Linked DNA regions of Homo sapiens: regions 2, 3 and 4 are each linked to region 1. Evidence: chromatin loops called from intact Hi-C (ENCODE). Cell type or tissue: PC-3. All regions are shown on one strand. Links, peaks and the distances in the headings refer to the core of each region. The heading gives the core; the rest is flanking DNA.

What was found. Peaks named below come from ENCODE experiments on the same cell type or tissue, not always from the same donor. Only the 100,000 strongest peaks of a DNase experiment are listed, where the experiment ranks them.
Region 2: it touches region 1 in a loop (15-fold over the local background); 2 of 110 quality-filtered maps call a loop at or near these places.
Region 3: a loop joins it to region 1, with 8 times the contacts of the local background. A loop is called at or near these places in 2 of 110 quality-filtered maps.
Region 4: a loop joins it to region 1, with 7 times the contacts of the local background. A loop is called at or near these places in 3 of 110 quality-filtered maps.

The regions. Positions count from the first base shown.
Region 1 is chr3:32,016,489-32,022,693 of GRCh38, reverse strand. It overlaps a transcript of OSBPL10 not described here. Among named protein-coding and RNA genes, the nearest start is that of ZNF860, 38 kb to the right of the region's middle. In PC-3, for the core only: CTCF peaks have their summits at 3,226 and 3,428 (motif pointing left); a DNase peak (open chromatin) is centred at 3,443; H3K4me3 peaks cover 432 bases; H3K27ac peaks cover 845 bases.
Region 2 is chr3:31,856,059-31,862,263 of GRCh38, reverse strand. All of the region lies in intron 3 of OSBPL10 (oxysterol binding protein like 10), which reads left to right. Among named protein-coding and RNA genes, the nearest start is that of OSBPL10, 120 kb to the left of the region's middle. In PC-3, for the core only: a CTCF peak has its summit at 3,651 (motif pointing left); no DNase peak of the experiment used is centred there.
Region 3 is chr3:31,965,288-31,971,492 of GRCh38, reverse strand. The region is part of intron 1 of OSBPL10 (oxysterol binding protein like 10); the gene reads left to right. Among named protein-coding and RNA genes, the nearest start is that of OSBPL10, 13 kb to the left of the region's middle. In PC-3, for the core only: no CTCF peak of the experiment used is centred there; a DNase peak (open chromatin) is centred at 2,362; H3K4me3 peaks cover 2,049 bases; H3K27ac peaks cover 3,893 bases.
Region 4 is chr3:32,078,735-32,084,939 of GRCh38, reverse strand. No RefSeq gene overlaps it. Among named protein-coding and RNA genes, the nearest start is that of GPD1L, 25 kb to the left of the region's middle. In PC-3, for the core only: no CTCF peak of the experiment used is centred there; no DNase peak of the experiment used is centred there.

The DNA.
Region 1 (6,205 bases), core at 750-5,749:
TGATCCTCCCACCTCAGCCTCCCAAATAGTCAAGGTGCCAGCCACCATGCCTAACTAATTTGTGTATTTTTGTAGAGATGGGGTTTCACCACATTGCCTAAGCTAGTCTCAAACTCCTGAGCTCAAGCAATCCATCCGCCTCAGCCTTCCAAAATGCTGGGATTACAGGCGTGAGCCACCATGCCAGGCCTCAAATCAGAAAATCTTTGAATCCACCTATGACCTATGGGCCTCTACTTCAAGATGTCCCACCTTTTTAGGTCAAACCAATGTGTAGCCTCCATGTATTGATTTATGACTTTGCCTGTAACTGCCTCGCCATCCTAAAAAACCCTTACCTGTAAACCATCTGGGAGTTTGGGTCTTAAGTATGAGCTGCCCAATTCTCCCTGTTTGGTGCCCTGCAATACATGCCTCACTTTCTCTTGCTGCAAATCCCAATGTCAGTGTTTGGCTTTGCTGCACCAAGTGAGAGACCCCAGTTCGGTTCCATAACAAAATGGTGCTGGGACAACTGCATATCTATATGCAACACTTCAGAAAAAATAGATAAGCTGGACTTCATTATAGTTGAAAACTTCAGCTCTTCAAAAAACACCACTAACAAAATGAAAAGACAAGTTAAACAGACTGGGTAATAAGATTTGCAAATCATGTACCTGACAAACGACTTATATCTAGAATATACATATTTTGTTTTACTTTTTTTTTTTTCGAGACAGATTATCTCCTGTTGCCCAGGCTGGAGTGCAGTAGCACGACCATGACTCACTGCAGCTTCAACCTCTTCAGGCTCAGGTGATCCTCCCACCTCAGCCTCCCTAGTAGCTGAGACTACAGTCATGCACCACCATGCCCAGCTAATTTTTTTGGTATTTTTTTGTAGAGATGGAGTTTTGCTTATGTTGCCCATGCTGGTCTCAAACTCCTGGGCTCAAGCTATCTGCCCACCTCAGCCTCCCAAAATGCTAGAATTACAGGTGTGAGCCATCATACCCAGCCTAGAATATATTTTTAAAACTCCTAAATGGGCAATGGATTTGAAGAGATATTTCACTAAAGAAGATATACAAATGGTTAACAAGTACATGAAAAAGGTGTTCAACATCATTAATCACTAGAGAAATATAAATTAAAACCACAATGAAATATCCATTTACTTTTACCAGAATGGCTGAAATAAAAAAGAAAGCATTCATGAGCGTAAGGGAGTGGAGAAACTGGAATCCTTTAATATTATTGGTGGGAAGTTAAAACGGTGCAGATATGTTGGCAAATGGCTTCTTAAAATGTTAAACGTAACCCAGTAATTCCAGTTCTAGGAATATACACAAGAGAAATGATAACATCTGTCCTCATGACGTTGAACTTTATTTGAGCCTGTGCTCCTGGAAAGCAGCAACGCGGAGAAAATACCCACACTTTTGTATTTGTAAGAAAGACTACCCACAAAGAATCACTGTTATGGACTTAATTATGTCCCACCCACGCCCCAATTCATATATTGAGGTCTTAACCCACAGTACACCTCAGAATGTGATTATACTTGGACACAGGGCTTTTAAAGAGGTAATTAAGGTTAAATGAGGTAATGAGGATGGGGCTCCAATCCAACAGAACTGGTGTTTTAATGAGAAGAGGAAGCAATATCAGGAAAGCACGTACACACAGGAAAGTCCAAGTGAGGACACAGCAAGAGGCAGCCATCTGCAAGCCAAAAAGAGAGTCCATGGCAGAAACCAACTCTACTGACACCTTGATCTTAGACATCCAGCCTCCAGAACTCTGAGAAAATACGAGTTTTGTTGTTTAAGCCACCCAGTCTGTGGTATTTCATTATGGCAGTCCTAGCGGACTAACACAACCACCTTGCTCTTGCATATTTCCTGCCATCATTCCTTAGGACTCCTATAAGACTCACTGGTGGCTCTCTTGCTTACCCGCTTCTATAAAATCCCAGGTCTTCTTTTTTTTTTTTCTCCTGGAGATGTTTTTCATTAATGAACATTTTGCCTATTATAAAAGCTTGAATGAAATCATCTCCTTAATTGCTCAGCACATTTTGTCTTTTATGTCCATCACAAAGACTTGTACGCAATTACTCATAGCAGCATTATTTGAAAACTGGAAAGAATCCAAATGTCAATTAATTAATGAATTGATAAACAAATGTAGTATGCCCATACAATGGAATTCTATTTAGAAATAAAAAGGAATGATATAGTACTGATACATGCTACAACATAGATGAACCTTGAAAACATTATGCTAAATGAAAAAAGCTAAGTGCAGAAGACTACATATAGTATGACATGAAATGTCCAGAGAGGGCAAATTTAGAGAAAGAGAAAGCAGATCAGGCTAACCTGGAGCTGGATATGGAAGTGGAGTATGTCTGCAAATGGGCTAAAGGAAATTGGGCAGGGTTCTAAAATTGGAATGTGGTGACGATTGTACAACTATACAGATTCTAAAAGTCATGAATTGTATACTTACAATGGGTGAATTTATGGCATATAAATTTTAACAAAGCTATAGAAAATAACAGGAACAAAACATAAAAATCAAATGCTGCAACAAACTATGAAAATTCACTATCAGAACAAATTGTACCCAAAGAGTGGATTAAGCATCCAGACTTCTGGTGTTTTGCATTGTAGGCTCATTGACTCGGCTTCTACAGAGCACTGTGAGTGGAACTGGGAGAGAAATCCCTCCGCAAATTCAGGGTTCGTGTTTGATCCACATATCTAGAACCACCCATCAGAGCAGCACCCTCACCACAATAGTCAAAGATTGATAGTTATACTTTATATGTTCCAGTGTAGTAGAAATAAAGAACAAAGAAACTAACTCGATGAGGAAATAGACTATAGTTGAAGCTATTGATCATGGAGCCAAATAAAGATAACACAATGAAAGACTGCAAACAATTTTACCCTTCTTATTGCGAAGAAACAGAGTTAATAATTTTTTATAATTGCATCATTAAAAATTGTGTTGAATCTTTTTTAAAAAAATTCATTTTTAGTTAGATATTTACAAATGAGGCCAATACCCATTAACTAGTCTGTGGATGTTGAACATATGAAAACAGACTTAAGAAGATGCTTTCTCTTCCAACTGTAATACAAGTTTACTTAAACATTGGCACCGATCTTTCTTCCCATTATACTCCTCTCTTCAGAATCTTCCTCCTACCACACGTCTCTGCTTATTATAAATTCCCATTCAGCCATAAGACTTAGCTCTAATGTGATTTAATAGTTCATTTCTTCTTGAATCATCATTACTTGCATAAATATATTATTGATTGCACTTGAATGTAAGGAATGATGCCTTATTTTTTTTCATGGGGTAGCCTCTAGAGTATGGAGCACTTGGTAAACTTCCCTAAATATGCTTTTTGAATTGAATGGAATGTATTACCCCCTGGTGGCTGAATAGGAGAACAACTTCGGACTTTGTTAAACGACATCACCCCCACTCCCTTGTTCCTCAAACTACTGTGGATTTTGGAGAGCTCCAATTGTGGAAATTAATTCAAGGGAATTTGGGGGGGTGGGTGATGTTGATGTTCTAAAACTGGAATGTGATGATTGCACAGCCTTCAAAATCAAGAGTAGCTTAGGCCGTTGGTGGAGATTGCAATTTCAGAAATTACCTTTTTTTCCTTTTTTCCTCTTTTTTCATTTCTTCCCACTCCTGGTCCTCTTCATTTTTCTCATTTCTCCCTTGTGAATCTTTCCTCCACCTTATCTACTCATTTTAATTTTTTTCTTCTTTCACTTCTTGTTCTTATCTTTTCATTGCTGAGTTCTTTTGCTTCCTTTTGATTTTTGCCTGTTTGTATTCAATTATTTCCAGTGTGATCACACAAAAACACTACCTTTTTTTCTTTTGGTGTGTTTAATGGACACAGTTGGCCAGACTCCAAATTCAGCCACTGATGTCTTCAAATATAATGTCTTGCATTTTTTTCCTTAGGACAGAGTCTTGCTGTGTTGCTGCCCAGGCTGGAGGGCAGTGGTGTGATCATAGCTCACTGTGGCCTTGAGCTCCTGGGCTCAAATGATCTTCCCACCTCAGCCTCCCGAGTAGCTGGAACTACAGGCACACATGACCTCACCCGTGTCTTGCATTTTTACAGCATTTTTATTGTAAACTTTTTTCCAGTGTGGTTTCCCTTTTATGCTCTGGTTTTCCCTTCTATGCTCTGGTTTCTCATCTATTTTAATATCTGGCAAGAAGTCTTCTTAAAGCAAACATACAGGCATTAGAATTATCTCCATTCAACCATAAAGCAAACTAAATCAGAGGAAGAATAAACACTTGTCTGAGATCACAGATACTCAGTCTGAGCTTTGTTCCCACATCTCGTCTATCATTGCACCAATCCTTCTAAAAAGCTGGTTTCTGAAAGGTTGGGATCAAACTTCTTTACCATCATAGTTTAACAATCACATTTGTCCCTGTAATTATTTCATAATTTTTGACATTTTATTTATTTATTTATTTATTTATTTATTTATTTATTTATTTATTGAGATGGAGTTTTACTCTTGTTGCCCAGGTTGGAGTGCAATGGCACCATCTGGGCTCACTGCAACTTCCGCCTCCCAGGTTCAAGTGATTCTCCTGCCTCAGCCCCCTGAGTAGCTGGGATTACAGGCGCCCGCCACCAAGCCCAGCTAATTTTGTATTTTTAGTAGAGACGGGGTTTCACCATGTTGGCCAGGCTGGTCTCGAACTCCTGACCTCAAGTGATCTGCCTGCCTCGGCCTCTCAAAGTGCTGGGATTACAGGCATGAGCCACTGCGCCTGGCTGACATTTTATTTCTTTAAGTTTAGTGACACAATGAATGTGATTGTTCACAATTCACCTGGGATTATAGAAACTTAAAGCCAAAAGAATTAAAAGTGACCTAATTCAAATTATTTCAGCAAATGACAAAACTGAGGCTCAGAGAAGTGAAATGGCTTAACTGATGTCACATAGTTCATTGGTAACACAGCGAACAATAAAACCCAGGTCTCTTGGATTCCAGTTTAGTGTACTTTCCGGGGCTTTGTGCAGTCTACTAAGCACAGTTTGGAAGTGGTAGGGTAGAGCTGTGAAGACACAGAACCCTGGGCCCAAACAGACCAAACAGTAGATTAAGAGAAAATGAATTTTTTTTTTTTTGAATCTCAGCTCAGCCACTTGCCAAACCATATTAGGTAAGTTATTTAAGCATCAGCTTCCTTATCTGTAAACCAATGATAAAATCCAGTACAGTTCTGTTTGAAGATTCAAAATAAAAACTACTTGGTAGAGTAAAAATGTGTAGCTTGATAAAAGGTACCTAGATTCTGAGACCAGTATAGCTAAGAAGATGGTCTTCGGATCAAACAGCTGGTGTTTTTAGCTGTTGGAACTTTGGAAAGCTTTTTAACTTCTTTGAAAGTTATTTCCTCATCTTTAAAATGGGAAAAACAATGCTATTTGCCTCGTAGCGTTTCCAGAAGCTCAAATGAAATCATTCATAAGAAATTAATATGTGTTTGGCATACAAGTCAGAGTTCAATAAATGCATGCTGTGATCAGCCCTCTTCCCACGTTCTAATGGAAGTTCAGATCTCTTAAAGGGCAAAACTTTGAACTAAAAAATTTAGTCTAGAAAACACTTTATTATAAAACATTAGCTTCTTTCCAAAGTAATGATATTTTCAAGGAAATAAGGAGTAAAGACTTTTCATTATCACATGAAGATAATAGCTACCAAGAATGTGCCATGTGGGTGCCAGGTCTTTACATACGGTCTCTCATTTAGGTTTCAGAATACTCATATGCAGACAGATTAAGTACCTGGTCCAGGATCACTCTGCTAATGCGATGTTTAATCCTGGTCCAGATCACTCCAAACTCTCTGGCATTCCACTGTCCCATTTTAATTCTGCCTCCCAAACTGAACTATTTATTGAGAGCATTAAAACTTGAGACTATCAACAATTGCTCTAGCTTTTTGACAACCTATTCTAATTACCAAAAGCAGCAAGAGAGAACATCGATATAAAGCTTTTATGATGCCAGGAAAAACCCTTTTATTTTTTTCTAAATTATACTTTAAGTTTTAGGGTACATGTGCACAACGTACAGGTTTGTTACATATGTATACACGTGCCATGTTGGTGTGCTGCACCCATTAACTTGTCGTTTACATTA
Region 2 (6,205 bases), core at 654-5,653, 160 kb after region 1:
TAGCCACAGATTCTTTGAAGCTTTCCTGTCAGCATTCCCATCAAAAGGCAGGTGCTATTTTTTTCTTTAAAAAAATTAAAAAAAAATTTTTTTGTGGGTACATAGTGTATGTATTTATGAGGTACGTGAGATATTTTGATAGAGGCATGCAATGCATGAAGGGGCTATTTCTGAGCCTGGCATGTGGCAGCTTTGACCAAAAGTCAAAGTACCGCTGACAGTTCCAGGCATGGGCTGTAAGAAAACTGGCCCCTTCCACTTGGCTCAGAGCCCTGAGCCACTCTGTAAATATTTACTACCCTACTGGAGAGACCCCATTGCGAGGCTGTAAGAATACATGAAGGGACACAGCAAAATCCAGGCTTCCAGCTGCCCCTCTCAAGGCACCAGGATGTGCACGAGGCTTTCGTGACCCCTCCAGACAAGTCTAGCTACTGGCCAAGTACCACTGAGTCACCCGAGGTGATGCCACCCAGAATAGAAAGAATCACCCCAGGAAGACCGGCCTGAGTTCCTGACACATGTTGAGATAAAATAAAATAGTAGTCACTTTTAACCTCTTGTTTTGGGGTAGTTAGGCAGTAATAGATAACCAGTGCAAACTTGCCAAGGGAATGGTTAGTGTCACCAAAGAGGCCAATAATATTAATGGTATTAATCAATTTTTGAACAATGATACAAGCTAAAATTTAAATTCTGAGTTTCTAGTTCTATAGACAATCAGTCATCTGTATCTGTGGGTTCTGCCTATGTGGATTCAACCAACTCTGGATCACAAATATTCTAAAAAAAATTGCATCTGTTTTGAACATGGATCGACTTTTAATCTTGTCATTATTTTGTAAACAATACAAATAACTGTTTACATAGCATTTACATTGCATTAGACATTATAAGTAATTTAGAGGTGATTTACAGGGGAATATATATGCATAGGTTATATGCAAATAAAATGCCATTTGATATCAGGGACTTGGGCATCTGTGAATTTTGCTGTCTTAGAAGGGTCATGGAACTAATCCCCCATGGACACCAAGGGGATGACTGTATATGCCTTCACAATTTCCTAATGACCCCCAAACTGACCCAATGAAAATCAAAAATAAACACATTGATTAAAAACATGACTTATTCTAAATCTGTGATTTCTAAACTAATAATTTATGTTATTGGCTTAATTTTCAATTTTTATCCATAGTGTAGGTTAGAGCAATGTATATTTAATAACCTGTAGACTTAAGAACTAAGGTATTTTTGCCCATGTGTGGTTCACAACTGTAATCCCAGCACTTTGGGAGGCTGAGGTGGGCGGATCACTTGAGGTCAGGATTTTAAGACCAGCCTGGCCAACATGATGAAACCCCGTGTCTACTAAAAATACAAAAAAAAAAACCCAAAAAAAAAAACCCCAAAAAACCCCACAAAAATTAGCCAGGCATGGTGGTGGGCACCTGTAGCTACTCAGGAGGCTGAGGCAGGAGAATTGCTTGAACCCAGGAGACGGAGGCTGCAGTGAGCCGATATTGTGCCACTGCACTCCTGCCTGGGTGACAGAGTGAAACTCCATCTAAAAACAACAACAACAACAAAAAACAGAAAGAGAACTAAGGTATTTTTAACAGTGTTTTGAGTAGAAGAAACTAAAAAGAACATACATGAACTTTTTTAATGTGGTGGGTCAGGTCATCAGATAAGATGTGGTGGCAACGGTGGAGAATGTGGCTCATAACCCTAGCCTCCTTGGTCGTTCAGTCCCCTCTTATCACTTCCTTGTCTCTTTATTGCCTTGGGGCTTTCTGCCTGGAGCCCCTCATTCTTCTCCCATAGTAAATCCTTCTAATGCAGTTTCATGACTTGGTTAAGGTCACTCACTCAGTGACATGTTCCTTTGGACCATCCAATAACAAGATGCTTAATTCTTTCCTTTTTTACATCTCCATAGACCTGGGGGCAAGTAAAATACAACTCTGGATGTGCTTCTTCATGTAGAGAGTTGGCCCATCATAGGTCTGGTGACTGGTGACTGTGCTTCGTGCAGTGAATGATGCAGAGGTTGCCGAGGTGCAGGCTTCTTCAAAATCTTAAACGCTTTCATTTTCAAATACAAGGCCTTTTAGGGCACAGGGAAAGAAAAGGCTTTTCATTGACTCAGACTTCATGTAAGGGAGCAGGAAGGGCTGGTTCCAATGTGCGCAGGAGGGAGAGGATTACCAGGTATATGTGAGCAATGTCCACCACACCATTCTTAAGATACTCTCCATGCCCAAATGGAACTGTTATTGGAGTAAGTCCTACATGGCAATCTCCAAGTCCATTGGAAAATTTCACTCACTCTTAGGCCTCAAGGGCCAGTCTGATTACATGTGGGAATGCCACCTACTTTGCTGGGCTCTTGGCCTTCCTAAGCAGAAATGTGATTATACTACAAGGTAAGGGTGCTGTAATGAATTGTGTATTCCTCAAGGATTCTGGAACCAAAGCCCTTTCCAATGTCTCAGCACAAGCAGTTGCTGCACAGAAAAATAAACTTAAGGAGCCTGGGAGAGGTTCATTTTGGGATGATGATGACGTTAGTGATGTTCCCTTGATGGAAGTCCAAGATTGAGGGACCAGCATCTGGTGAGGACCTTCTTGCTGTGGCATCCCATGGCAGAAAGTGAAAGGGCAAAAGAAAACCATTTCACCAAGATGGAGATTGGGTCCATCATGAACTTACTGATCATCTCCAGGATTTCGTGAGGCAGCGTGGCACTGATGAGAACAACCTGCATGGCTGGAGGCCATGTACACATTGTAAATCTGCCCTTTGAAACTTATGTTTACCAGTTTATTATAAAGGATGTTGCAAAGGATACAGATGAAGAGATATGTAGGGTGAGGTATAAGGGAAGGGGCGTGGAACTTCTACGCCCTCCCTGGGCGGTCACCCTCCTAGAGCCTCCTGTATTCAGCTATCCGGAAGCTCCAGCTCCCATTTCATGGTTTGTCTCTTTACTTTTCCCATTTTTTTTGACATAGACAAAATTTTTTAGAACAAATGGAGGATCTGGTGTGATAGACAATGTAGGGAATTAGGTAAAAACAACAACAAAAAAAAAAACCTGGTTTCTGGCTGTGCCTGGGCCACTCACAGGCTACTACCTAGCTTTGTAATCTCAAGTAACTCAGTAAACGAGTAATGTCTCTTAGCCTCAGTTTTCACTTCTGTAAATTGGGCAAAATAATGGCATCAACCCTACAGGGCAGTTGTTAGGATTAAGTAATATTAAGCATGTCACAATATTCTTTTTATAACACAGATTCACCCAATTCTGCTACAACATTTCTGTTGATGGATAACTTGGTTGTTAAGCCAAGTTCTACCTGAAGATGATCATGAAGGAGTGGCTAAGAAGCATCTCTAAAACCTGATTGTTATGACTTTCCCCCTAAAAGTTTTGATAGACTGCCCAAATGTTTATATTCCCCATGCATCAGAAAGCTCCAGTATAATCCAGACTCAGCCAGGCTGGCCTTGTTCACATTGTGCATCTGGTTTTGAGTGGCTCCCATCTCACTTTCTGTGATGCTGCAGGATTAAAGGCAAGTGCTCTAGGCTCTCTGGGGGCAGTACCCGGTTCAGAACTAGCCCTATAGTGCCACCTGGGGCAAGTTATTCCTTGAAATGAGGACAGTAATTTTTGATGTGAGGATTGAATTGTATGCTGTGGTGAGGATTAATGAGATCATGTCTGTTGTGCTCTTAGTACAGAGCCAGACACTGAATGAGTTTCCGTGAGGGGTACTGTGCTTTCAGGACCCAGCTAAGTTGGGCCCTGCGAAACAAGCAGTACCTGACTGCCCAAGACTGGAAAGGCACAGCTTGTGAAATGAAATGGGGTATTTCTGATAAAAAACTGAGCTTCTGCAATAAAAGAGAAATTTAATTTATTAAAGTTGATGAAAAGGTTAAAAAACATAGGGGGCTGGGCACAGTGGCTCACACCTGTAATCCCAGCACTTTGGAAGGCTGACATGGGAGGATTGCTTGAGCCCAGGAGTTTGAGATCAGCCTGGGCAACATAGGGAAACCCTGTCTTACAGAAATATAAAAAAATTAGCCTGGTGTGGTGGCGTGCTCCTGTAGTTCCAGCTAGATACTCGGGAGGCTGAGATGGCAGGATTGCTTAAGCCCAGGGAGGTCAAGGCTGCAGTGAGCCATGATTACGCCCCTGCACTCCAGTCTGGGCAATAGAACGAGACCTTGTCTCAAAAAAAAAAAAAACACAGGCTGTGGGGAAGATATACCATGATAGGAACAACCAACCAGTCAAACAAAAACGGGAGAGACACACACATACTTACTTTTTCTGTATCTCTCTCTCTCTTTCTCTCTCTCTCCCCCCCTTTCCCTCTCCCTCTCCCTCCTTCTTTCCCTCCCTCTTTCCCTCTCCCTCTCCCTCTCCCTTTCTCTCTCTCTCCCTTTCTGTCTCTCCCCCCCACCCCCCTGCCAATCTTTGGAAGGACACACGAGAGGCTAGTAGTAGTGGTTGCCAGGGGTGCTGTTAGGGGAACAAGAGATTTATGGTTGAAAGTATATAGGGATTTAGGTGTACCTTTTGATATTATTCAAAATTTTCATCTTTTGCATTGGTCAGTTGTATATTAAAAATGTAGTTACTCAAGTGGTTAAAATTTGAATTATTAAAAATGTATTTTAAAACCTGGAGCCGAGGCTCTTTTGCTGAGTGCTGTGTTCTCGTGGGTCACTATTGAGTTGGTCGTTTTATCTTCAGGGAGATGCTCTCCATCAGGCAGTCACTGATGAACCTGCTTCTCATTATATTCTTCACTTGAAAGTCTTAACATCTAATGTCCTTGAAGATGTTCAGTAATTCCAAATTCCTGCCAGTTCAGATTAGGCTCCTCTTCTTGCTACTCTGAATTGCTTTCACTTGAAATAATTTGAAGTGTTTAAAGTTTAATGCTCTTTGAGGGGAGCTGCTACATCTCTCCCCTTTATTTGAATTAAATAGTGATTAATAGTCTCTGTTGAGTGGCCTCTTCCTTGACAAAACCCTCCGGTGCTGGGGTGGTTGGCTGATTAGCAGAGCTAGCTCCTGTCTTGGGTTCTGTAAGCAGAGCTTCTCCATCTGCAGAGGGCAGGGGGTATGAATGCCACTGGAGGTTGAAGAGGGTTAGTACTGCCCACATGAAAACTTCTTTTTCAAGGCAGGGTCTCACTCTGTTGCCCAGGCTGGAGTGCAGTGGTGTGATCCTTGAACCCTCCACCGCCCAGGTTCAGGCGATTCACCCACGTAGCTGGGAATACAGGTGCCCGCCACCATGCCCAGCTAATTTTTGTATTTTTAGTAGAGACGGGGTTTCACCATGCTGGCCAGGCTGGTCTTGATCTCCTGGCCTCAAGTGATCCTCCCACCTTGGCCTCCCAAAGCACTGGGATTACAGGCATGAGCCACTGTGTCTGGCCTACATGAAAACATTTTCAAGAAGCCCTAGGTGTATCTTACATTCAACTCGTACATCTTACTGAACAATACACTAGCCTGATAAAATATTTTAAAGCTGTTTTATTTTCTTTCCCAAATCATTGGGTGAAAAGTAAGATATGCTGCATCTCCTGTTGAGACTGAAGGTATAAAGTGCTCCAGGTTGAAAAGCAGAGTATGAGGATAATATGTTTTCCGAAGTAGCAAGTCTTTGGGGGAATAGATTCCGATGAGTTTAGGCTGGATAAACTCCCTTAGTAAAGTTGGACAAGCTCATCTAAGGATTGACTCTTCCCTTGGCTCTGTCTTCTTATTTCTGCTATTGGGTAATTTTGCTTTCATGTTTTATTAAGCTCAGTGCCATTTTTCTTCTAGAATTTTTCACAGATAATTACTTTTTGGGTACTTAAAACTAAGTGTAAAACATCACCCTCCTAAACATACCATCAAATTAAGTAAATAAAACACAATTTAAGAACAGCTTTTATTAAAACAATAAAGTTTGGGGATTTTTTTAATTGTCTTAATAAAGTGCAACAATTTTGCATACCTTCTCCAGCATAATCTTAACATTTGGCTGCCCGCCTTGCCTGAAAGGAAAGTCCTAACATTACCCAGGAAGATCATTTTAGGTCAAGAAGGCCTTTAGATTAAAACGTGTGTGTGTGTGTGTGTGTGTGTGTGTGTGTGTGTGTGTGTGTGTGTAATATAAACAT
Region 3 (6,205 bases), core at 351-5,350, 51 kb after region 1:
GCTGTGTATAAAGGGTTTAGGACAATGGGTGGCACATAGAAAGCACTCATTAGGGCCAGGTGCAGTGGCTCATGCCTGTAATCCCAGCACACTGGGAGGCCGAGGTGGGTGGATCACCTGAGGTCAGGAGTTCGAGACCAGCCTGGCCAACATGGCGAAACCCTGTCTCTACTAAAAATGCAACAATTAGCGGGCATGGTGGCATGCGCCCGTAATCCCAGCTACTTGGGAGGCTGAGACAGGAGAATCGCTTGAACCCAGAAGGCAGAGGTTGCAGTGAGCCAAGATTGTGCCACTGCACTCCAGCCTGGGCGACAGAGCAAGACTCCAGCTCAAAAAAAAAAAAAAAAAAAGAAAAAAGAAAAAAAAACAGAAAAAAAAAACCAACTCATTAGATGCAGCAGTACAGGTGGTGAGTGCTACTGCAGAGGAAGCACCTGGGAGTGGGAGCAGCTGCTCCACTTGGGAATAAAGGGCAGAAGTCGCAGGTGGAGGAAGACCTTCTAGAATGTTGAAGAGAAGAGTTCATCATGCAGACAAAGGCTTCAGCAGGGCGTCCCTGGTAGAAGGCTCTGTGAGTACAAATGTTTGGAGGCATGAAAGGAGATAGGTTTAGTATGGCTGGAATGCAGGTTGTATGTGGAGTGTGGCCAGAGATGAGACTGTAAAAGACAGACTAGGCTAAAAAAAGGCTACTTTCTGAAGAAGCTCTTAAGCCGCTGAGACCACAGATCACAAAATGTCTGTGTTACCACAAGGGGAACGCTGGCCCTGTGTATTTGTGGGTCCACGAAGCATCAGACACTTTACGTATATTATCCAATTTAATCTTTAAAATGAGATGGAGGTGGGTGTTGCAAAGCTATCCATTCTCCCCTTTTCCTGTAGCTATAGACCCCAGTTTTTAGCTGGATGCATGGCTGTCAAAAATAAAACTGTATTTTCATCCCTCCCCCTCCTTGCAACTAGGATGGTGATGAGATTATAATCTGGATGTAAGCGCAGAGTTGTCACATAGTAATTTCCTGGAACCTTCTTTGTACTCTTCTTACCTTTTCCTTTCCTGTTGGAATATAGACATGCTGGCCAAAACTAGAATATGGAAATGATGGCTGGAATTTCAGCAGCCGTCTTGAACCTCGAGGTGACTGGGATGAAGGCCATGGAGACAGAAGAAATCTGGCCTCAGAGGACTTTGTGGATCAAAGCCACCTCATAAATCCTAGCTGCAACCTCTGGAATTTTCCTTGTGGGGAGGGGGAGGAATATGCTTCTTTTGCAAGCCCCGAGTCTCAGTCAGATCTAACCCTAATTGATGCAGGTAGAATCGCAGTTTTACAGGTGAAGATGTTGAGGCCTAGAGTGACATAGACTGCACAGTTAATAAATTGTGGAGCACGGAATTTTCGGACTTCAAAGTGTGTTTTCTTTTTCTCTGGAAAGAACTTGGTCTCCTACCCCTTCATTTTATAGATGAGATTACTGAGGGCTTTGGCTTAGGGTAAACTAGGACCAGCTAATTCCACTGCAAGATAATCATTTCCTGCCCCGCGCCCCCCACCCCCGCATACTCTTTCTCTCCATGGCCTTTCCAAAGAAGAGGCCTCGTGTTTTTTTTTTTTCTTTTTTTGTTTTTTTGAGACGGAGTCTCGCTTTGTCGCCCAGGCTGGAGTGCAGTGGTGCGATCTCGGCTCAATGCAACCTCCGCCTCCCAGGTTCAAGCTATTCTCCTGCCTTAGCCTCCGGAGTAGCTGGGATTACAGGTGCCTGCCACCATGCCTGACTAATTTTTTGTATTTTTAGTAGAGACGAGGTTTCCACCATGTTGGCCAGGTTGACCTGGCCTCAAGTAATCAAGTAATCTGGCCTCAAGTAATCCGACCTCATTACGTGAACACCTGACCTCAACTAATCCACCCACCTCAGCCTCCCAAAGTAGTGCTAGGATTACAGGCGTGAGCCACCGTGCCCAGCGAAGCCCCGTGTTTTAACGAGTGATGTTGTAGCCCTCCTTTGGGCAGAATATCTTTCTGTGCATGGGTTGTGTTCGGTGGTTTTTCCTCTTCCAAAACCCTAACTGTTCCAGAGCTGTAAGTGTAGAGCTTTCTCTTTAGACAACCTTGCCAACTCTTGCCACCTCTGGGCTGGTCCTTAGGAATGACTTTCCTTGCCTGGCCTGTCCTTTCTCTGCCTGAGTGTTTAGGGGATGGATGAGGGGTTCCTTGGCCCTGTGATTATTTGTAAGTGCTGACAGATGTCTTGATTTATGCAGAGGCCTCCCAATTCATTAACCTCAGAGTGTGGACTTTGGCTGAAATAGGATCATGCGTTTGCGGAATGTACTTTGCTTTTGGGATTCTTGTGTGTCTGAGTTCCACCCTATTACTAATACCTTAACAATGGGCTTCTTGATCCCCTTGGCTAACCACACAGCACAGAACTTTTTTGTGTGTGTACTGCAGCAGACTCATTTAGTGGCCTCGTCTCTAAAAAGTTTAACAGAACAAAAACCCATTTGTGCTAGTACGTGCCGTTGAGAGAGCATTTGTCGTACATTCATTATATAGCATTTCATATTGATTCCTCTCTTTGCTCCAGCAAATTTCTTTGTGGTAATTTTTATTAGCTTGGCTAATGAGTGCCTTTTTCTTTTTATGAGAAGTCTGCAGCTGATACCTTGGCCCAAAGTACATCATAACACTATTATAGTTGTTTAGTTAATTTGGAATTTCCTGTAACTGGAATTTTTATGTCAAAGATCAGTTTACATGATTGCTTCGAAGTCAGCTAAAATTCAGGAAGATGGTCTTAAAAGCCAGAATGGCATGTTTTCTTTCTCATGTTGATTAATAGGATAGGCCATTTTTATGGGTTGAACGTAAAGGTATGCTTCAGAAAATCTTTGTATCAAAGAAAGTAGACCAAACTTGTATCTGGGAAATCAAGTTTAAGTCTGGGTAAAGTGTTTTTTTTTTTTTTTTCCCCTTCAAAATAGAAGCAAAGCATGACCTAACTTGGATGAAACTAAATTGCAGTGATTCATGTCATGGAATGGTCTGAATTTCTGTTTATCTGAAGGCTTGCTTCCTTTTCCTTTCCAGCATTGTAGTGTTATTGGTATTTTTGATATTTTTGTTTTGTTTCCTTTTTTGTTTTTGCTTCCTTTCTTAGTTTAAGACTTTGAATTCTTTTGTGTAACAACTGCATGTAACTTGTGATCCGATTTTTTTTTCTATAAATGACATGATTGACAACATTTGTATAAAGTCTACAGATTTGATAATAGTACTGTATCCATGTCAAGTATTTATTTTAACATTTACGCACTGAAGTATTTAAGGGTAAAGGGGCATTATGTTGGCTATTTACAGAAAGAAATACACACAGAAAGAAAAAATAATAAAGCAACTGTGGTAAAATGTTAATAGTTCTTTAATAGTAAATACTTATTTGTATTATTTGTGTAACTTCTCTGTAAATTTGAAATTATATTGAAAGATTAACAAAAATTCACTTGACCTATTCAAAACAAAAACCTTGGGGTGTGCACTATATACTTAATCACCGAATAGAGCATATATCTAATAAACATTATCCAATTTGCCTTAATTCTAGTCTTCTAATGTGGCCACTGAAGCATCCATTCTTGAAGCTTCATCCAGACTGGTTTAGAAGATGCCCAGGTGTGATAAAAATGATTGTTAGGCAATTCCAGAGATTAACTACAATGAAATTGCCTGAGTGTGTGAGTGCCTGTGAGCAAATAGGTAAAGCCAGCATATTTGCAGCTTATGAAAGGACCATTAAACCAAAGGTTTGGGAGATTTGTTTTTATCCTTTCACTGTTTTTATCCTTTCCCTATTAAGTTGTTTCATCGTAATATAAATGTCAACTGTCTCTTTCATTTATAAATGAGATGAAGTGGGAAACATTGCTTGTTTCCTCATTACTCCAACATAGGAAAATTATAATGAATTACCATTTATAAGCAACTTTTTTTTTTCATTTTTTTGAGACAGGGTGTTGCTCTGTTGTCCACGCTGGAGTGCAGTGGTGCAATCACAGCTCATTGTAGCCTCAACCTCCTGGGTTCAAGCGATCCTCCTGCCTCAGCCTCCCAAGTGGCTGGGGCTACTACAGGCCAGGGCAGGAGGATCGCTTGAGGCCAAGAGTTTGAGACCAGCCCTGGCAATGGCAAGCTCCCTGCAACGGTGAGACTCTACAAAAAATTACAAACAGAAAACAATCAAACAAAAAACCTGGAGTGGCATGAGCTCTCTGCATTCCTGTCCAGAGCTGGAAAGATGTCTCAGTGAGGGAATGGGATTTTTTTTTTCCTGACCTTGGTTTTGATGTGCAAGATTGATTTGGTTTGTCTTGCATTATCTCATGGAACATGTTATTTATGCTCAGAAGTAACAGCTTAAATCTTTGTTATTTGTGTAGTAAAATGTGTTTTAACCATTTATTAAAAAAAAAAAATCCCCTCAGAGATTGTCCATGAACTTGCTCATACTCACATGAAAGTTCCAGTTCCACATCCTTGTCAGCGCTTGGTATTATGATATTTTTAATTTTAGGCATTTTAGTAAATGTGTGTCATGGTTTTCATTTGTAATTGGCTGATAGCTAATGACACTGAACAGCTTTTCATGTGCTTATTTCCCATCCAGATATCGTGTTTAGTAAGGTTAGCTTTAGCTAAGTCTTTTGCCCATTTTTAAATTGGATTTCAATCAGGTTGTTTGTTTTCTTATGGTTGTGAGAGTTTTCTTCTGAGAGTGGTTCATGCTTTTTAAAGAAGTGATCCATTTTTTATAAGTTGTTGAATTTAGGTATGTAGAGTTGCTTCTAGTATTCCCTTATTATCTTTTTAATGTTCATGAGGCCCCTTTTTCTTCTCCCTGATATTGGTAACTTGTTCGTGTTTCTTTTTGTTTTTATCAGTTTTGCTAGAGGTCAGTCAATTTATTGATCTTTTCTAAGAATCAACTTTTTGTTTCATTTATGATCTTTATTCTTTCTCTGTTTTCAATTTAATTGATTTCTATTCTAATATTTTTTATTTTTTCACTTTATATATAGTTTTTTAGTTTCCTAAGGCAGATGCTTAAATTATTAAATTATCATTTCTTTTCTAATGTAAACATTTAGTGCTATAAATTTCCCTCTAACCATTGCTTTAGTTGCACTCACACATTTTGATATGTTGTATTTCTATTTTAGTTCAGCTTAACCATTTTGTAATTTATCTTGAGACTTTATTTTCGTCCCATGAATTATTTAGAAGTGTGAATACACACACACACACACACACACACACACACACACACACACATAATTTTGTTGTTGTTGTTGTAGTAGAGATGGGGTCTTGCTATGTTGTTCAGGCTGGTCTCAAACTCCTGACCTCAAGCAATCCTCCCACCTTGGCCTCCCAAAGTGCTGGGATTACAGGCATGAGCGACTGAGCCTGGCCTATATATATATATATTATATTTTATATAATATATATTATCTATTTTATATAATATATAATATATATTATCTATTTTATATAATATATATTATATATTATCTATTTTATATAATATATAATATATGTTATCTATTTTATATAATATGTATTATATATTATCTTTTTATATAATATATATTATATATTTATATAATATATATTATATAAATAGATAATATATCTTATCTATTTATATAATATATATTATCTTTTAATATAATATATATTATATAAATAGATAATATATATTATATTATATATTTTATATAATATATTATATATTTTATATAATATATATTATATAAAATATATAATATATAATATATAATTTATATAATATATTATATAATATATAATTTATATAATATATTATATAATATATAATTTATATAATATATTATATAATATATAATTTATATAATATATAATATATAATTTATATAATATAATAGTTTATATATTATCTATTTTATATATTATATAAAATAGATAATATATAATATATATTATATAAATTATATATTATATAATATATATTATATATTATCTATTATATATAATATATATTTTATATTATATATTATACATAATATATATATTTTTTGAGATGGAGTCTTGCTCTGTCACCCAGGCTGGAGTGCAGTAGTGCGATCTCAGCTCCCTGCAAGCTCTGCCTCCTGGGTTCA
Region 4 (6,205 bases), core at 369-5,368, 63 kb before region 1:
ATCAGCAGCATGAGAACACACTAATACACTAAGATAAATGTCCAGAATGGAACTGTTGGGTCATGGGGTGTACACGTTTGTCATTTTGAGAGGTATGGCTGCATGGACCTCCCCAGGGGCTAGGCCAGTGTGCATTCTTACCAGCAATGTGTGGGCATGACTGCTTTCCCACGGCCTTGCTGAGGGAGTGTACTTTGAACTTTTGGGTTTTCAACAGAATAGGCAAAAATATTCTCTATTTAGTGTAAATTATATTTTGCTTATTATAAATAAAGTGGAGTGTTCTGCTACCTCTTGATTTTTAGGCTTCCTAGAATAGTAAGTGACACTTTACTTCTCCAACACTCACCCTTCCCATGCACACATTCCCTCTCCCTCTCTTCTCCATTTCCAGTTATGCCACAGCTCTGGGTTAATTCAGCGATCAGTCTACATCATTGTGTCATGAAAATATATTTAGTGGCCAGGCGCGGTGGCTCATGCCTGTAATCCCAGCACTTTGGGAGGCCAAGGCAGGTGGATCATGAAGTCAAGAGATCGAGACCATCCTGGCCAACATGGTGAAACCCGGTCTCTACTAAAAATACAAAAATTAGCCAGGAGTGGTGGCGCATGACTGTAGTTCCAGCTACTTGGGAGGCTGAGGCAGGAGAATCACTTGAACCCAGGAGGCAGAGGTTGCAGTGAGCCAAGATTGCACCATTACACTCCAGCCTGGGTGACAGAGCAAGACTCCAACTAAAAAAAAAAAAAAAAAAAAAAGGAAAAAAAGAAAGAAAATATATTTAGCTATAGTGCCAGATCATGTTCTATAATTAAATTTTCTCTAGTGTGCTCTCCCCACACCCCCGCCGACTTGATGATTGCCTTTGCATTTTTTACCCATATACTATTCATCTTTTTATCCTTACAGGTTATTTTTCCCTACTTGTTTTCACTGGATCTAGTACATGTCTGCTAGTAGTTGTTCACAAATGATCAAATACAAATTTATTAGGTAATTTATTGATTTCATTTTTTCCTGGAGACTTCCTTCCCAGAGCCATCCATCTGTCAGCCTGCACTATTTGCCCTCCAGGCCTCCTTCTTAGACCCGCTGTACTCCTCTTTCTTGGATTACTCTGTGTTTAATTAGAGCACACCATTCAGTAATTTTCAGAAAACTCTCTGTTTATGTCTTATTGCCTTACTGAAACTCACTTTTGATAACAGACTAAAATGGCATTCTAGGGTAAGTGTCTTTTACCCACCAAACAATGAAGACATTATTTCATTGACTACTAGTATCACAGTGATGCTGTGAAGAAATATGATTCTGTTTTGATTCCTATTTGTGGCAGAGGCTTCTATTTCTCTTTCAGTATCCATTTTTTTCCTTAGTAAAATAATGCCTAACTTTTAGCCTGGCTGGAGATGACATTCCCTAGCCCTCCTTGCAGCACTTTATGGACATGTAACTAAGTTCGGCCAGTGGAGTGTTGAGTTGAAATGATATTTTCCACTTTCGGATTATGCCTGGAAGGAATCAGCAGCCAATGGCCTTTCCCATTCCCTTCTTCCCCATGGACAGGTGCAGACATGATCGGGGGACCTGGCTGCCACCTTGAATTCTGGGTTGGAAGCTGTGTGATGAGGTTCCCAGAGCTGCCATTCTTGCTCTGGACTTTACCTCTGAACTGTGATATGAGTTCAGAATAAATTTCTGCCTTGATTATGCCACTCCACTTTTATACATATTTCTATATTAACACTGCTTAGATTCTTCATTATTATAGTTTCTTTGTATATGACCTGTTAAACCAAGTTTAACCTAAAGTTTCCTCCTTACATATTTTAAGTTTGAACTAAAGGTTTCTCTGTACATAGTGAACTATAACCTAAATGGAGAGATAAACACTGTAACCTACTCTTGCACCAATCACCGAGTTTTGGCTAATCAAGCTGTTAAACAGTGTTCAAATAAGGCTGGGCTGTAACCAATCCAGCTTTTTGTGTATCTCTTTTTGGTTTTCTGTCCGTCACTTTCCTTTTTCTGTCCATAAATCTTTTTCCACCACGTGGCTGTGCTGGAGCCTCTGAGTCTACTCTGGCTCTGGAGGCTGCCCAATTCACAAATAATTCTTTTGCCCAGTTAAACTCTGCAAAGTTGCTTTGTCTAAGGTTTTTCTTTGAACAGATACCTTGGATTTTTTTTTTCATTTCCTCTGTCTCTGAAAGTTTTAGGATCCTCTTTTTATCCCCTGCTTTCATGCTTAGAGTCCTGTCACAAGCTTTTAAAATTCAGGGTGCTGGGTACTCTGTGTCTTTTAAATCTGAATGATTGTGTTTTTCAGTTTCATAGAATGTTTTGTGTTATTTATTCAAGGAGTAACTCCTTTTCATTTTCTCTGTAGTTTCTATTTGAAATTTTATCATTTAGCATTGTCACCTTTCCTGAAGTCTTTTCTTTTCTTATTTCCAATTGTTTGCTTGTACTCATCTTCACTTTCTGGATTTCATCTTTTAACCCTTTTGGTGCATTTCTCTAAAAAATTAAAGCCATATTATTTTCCATTTCCAAGAGCTCTTTCTCATTATTCTTTTTATTTCTGTGAAGATGTTTATTATAGGTTTTGATTTTCTTTCATGTTTATGTGATCCTGTTTGTGTTGTCTTTTTTATGTTGGAGACTGTCAAATGTTTGGTGATGTGTGGCTGTTGGTATAAGAGTGAAATGGCTCTAAGTGGACTGGCACGACTTGTCAACAGAGGGTGACTGGGTTGCAAGTAAGCCTTAATTTTTTTAAAATTGATGCATAACAAATGTATATAGTTTCAGGCCATTTGTGATAATTTAATACATTCATATAATTTGCAAAGATTAAACCAGCGTAATTGGGATATGCATCACCATAAATATTTATATTTTCTTTCTGCTAAAACCATTCCTATTCTTCTCTCCTAGCTATTTTGAAATGTGCAATAGATTACTGTAACCCATAGATACCTTACTGATCTACAAGCAAGTCTTTTTCAGTGGGGGCACACCCACATGTCAGCATCCTGAAAACTCTTCTCCAGAGCAGAGTAATTCCTCAAGAGGAGAGTTCTATAGTTTACCAGGAGAAGGAGATATCACATGTATACTCCAAACTAGCTTTCACATATAAAGATATTGATTCACTTTAGCAAGCCAATGGTTTTGAATATTTTCCCCTAGCAGTTATGGCATATGTATGTGTGTTTATATACTAATATGGTTTGTCCGTGTCCCCACCCAAATCTCATCTTGAATTGTAGCTCCCATAATTCCCATGGGTTGTGGGAGGGACAGGGTGGGAGATAATTTGAATCATGGAAGCAGTTCCCCTATACTGTTCTTGTGGTAGTGAATAAGTCTCACAAGATCTGATGGTTTTATACTGGGTTTCTCCTTTCACTTGGCTCTCACTCTCTCTTGCCTGCTACCATATAAGATGTGCCTTTCACCTTCCACCATGATTGTGAGGCCTCCCCAGCCATGTGGAATTGCGAGTCTATTAAAGCTCTTTTTCTTTACAAATTACCCAGTTTCAGGTATGTCTTTATTACCAACATGAGAATGGACGAATACATTTACTTAACAAATATTTAGGCTGAGTCCCTCTGTGTGTGTGTATGTTTGTGTGTGAGATACTAGGAGGACAAAATTGAGAAAATCCACATTTTGGCTCTGTCTTGTAGCAGGCAGGATCACAATGTATTTCCAGGTAATGACTGCTGTGATGGGGATGGGGGTGGTGTAGAGGGAAACAGGAACCAAGGGTTCCCATATCAGAAGTGTGGAGTGGGCCAGGTAATGTTACAGCAGCTTGGAGGTCTTCCAGGTGGGGCACTCCTAAGTTAGGTTGAGTATCAAGGGAAGGAGTCAGCCAGGTACAGTGGCTCATGTCTGTAATCCCAGAACTTCCGGAAGCTAAGACAGGAGGATTGTTTGAGCTCAGGAGTTTGGGCCACATGGTGTAACCTCGTATCTACAAAAAATACAAAAATTAGCTGAGTGTGGTGGCATATGTCTGTAGTCCCAGCTACTCTGGAGGCTGAGGTAGGAGGATCGCTTCAGCCCAGGAGGTTGAGGCTGCAGTGAGTCATGGTTGTGCCACTGCACTCCAGCCTGGGTAACAGAGTGAGACACTCTCTCTTAAAAAAAAAAAAAAAAAAAGGGAAGGAAGCCTCTCACAGTGTGAGAAGCTGTGCAGAGAAAGTGTGAAAATAAATACAGTTTTAAAGCTGTTGGGACCTGCTTCCCAGCGCCCCCCCAAAAAAATTAAGCCTAGATAGAGATGACTGTGATCTGAGCCACATATGGTTACAATTTATGGTTCTCAGACTATGGATTAACTTGCTTTCTTATTTTTCTTGTTCTGTACAATGACTAGAGAGAATTAAACAAAATCAGAGACAAAAACTTCCCGCCTTTTTAATGAATAGCACGTGCTAAAGATTAACTTCCCTTTTGTTGTCCTGCTTTGCTTAAACCAGATGACAGAAAATCTGTGACTATCATACCCTCTGCAAAAAGATGTTAAAATATACCCTTCTCAAAAGAAACATTGCCTAAAACCTAATTTCTGTAACTATGTGCCAACCTTGTATGAATAATGTAATCCCACCAAAAACTCCTCTGTCTCCACCCATATACATGAAATCTTAACTTCCCTACATTGCAACACCGACTCCATCCCTTTGGAGTTGGTGTTTCTGGGCGGTCCATCCTCATGCACTTGAATAAACGCTCTTTAAATTAGATTCTGACCCTTTCGATTATATTAGGTTGACAAGAGAAAACTGAGTATCTTAGTAGAAAAAAAGCACAGGGCATGAAAAGACAATTTGCATGAGCAGAAATGACCAATGAGCACATGAAAATTTTCCGGATCAGAGGTAGTTCAAACACTGCAGGAGGAAGCAACACCGAGGTTTGATTTCTTTCTAGTAGCTGACATAAAAGGTAGAGGGGTCTGCTACCATCCAACGTTCATGAAGACAGGGGGAAAGGGGCTCTGTTGTACTCTGTGGATGGAAACATACAGTGCCATGATTTTCAAAGACAATAAATTGGCTTTATTCCACTTCTATTGAAATACCTAGGCTGGGCGCAGTGGCTCACGCCTGTAATCCCAGCACTTTGGGAGGCCGAGGCGGGTGGATCACGAGGTCAGGAGATGGAGACCATCCTGGCTAACAGGGTGAAACCCCGTCTCTACTAAAAATACCAAAAATTAGCCGGGCATGGTGGCGGGCGCCTGTAGTCCCAGCTGCTGGGGAGGCTGAGGCAGGAGAATGGCGTGAACCCAGGAGGCGGAGCTTGCAGATGGCGCCACTGGACTCCAGCCTGGGCAACAGAGCGAGAATCCATCTCAAAAAACAAAAAAAAAGAAATATCGTAAGTGTATACCAAGAGGAATAATAGTCTGTTATACATATATTTAATTTACACAATGTGTGTAAATGATAGATATATAAATATATAATATAATATTTTAAAATTCAGAATAACCTAAATGTCCAACGATAGGTAAATTATATAGTTGTATATTATATAGTTATTAAATGATGTTGCAGAGAATAATTAGTGATATTAAAATAATAAAGATACATTAAATTTTAAAAGTTCACAAAATGATATGTATATATATACACACACATAAAATAATGTGTAAACACACACACCTACTTGCATGTTAATAAAACAACTGAAATATCAAACATCAAAATATTTTAAATGTGGAGGTACAGAAAACTTTTTAAAAACTTATGTATGTTAAATAAAAATTTTAGGAGGCCATTGTTTTAGACTGAGTTTCTGCACTAGGCCCCAACACACTGGACTAAAAATCAACATGGAGTCACCCAAGCTAAAGTTCCACATCACCAAACACAAACTAAGTTGCTATCTGACCTTCTGAGAAGCCAGGAGAAAGAGACAGCCAATTTCCCAAATGGACCAGATTAAATCTTCAATGGGTGTAATAATGCAGTTCCCTCTTCTTTAATCCTTACACCAAAGAAGTAGTCTGAAGTAACCTGATATTAATTAATCAGTTCTTTTTCTATTGTTCTGTCTAAAAGTAACTGATAAACTCTTCGTTCTTTGCTTCTGCTTTCTTCAGCACTCCTCTGTCTATAAAGCCAAACTCTCTTGCTCAGCTCATTGGAACACTTATTCTGTTTTATGGAAAAAAGT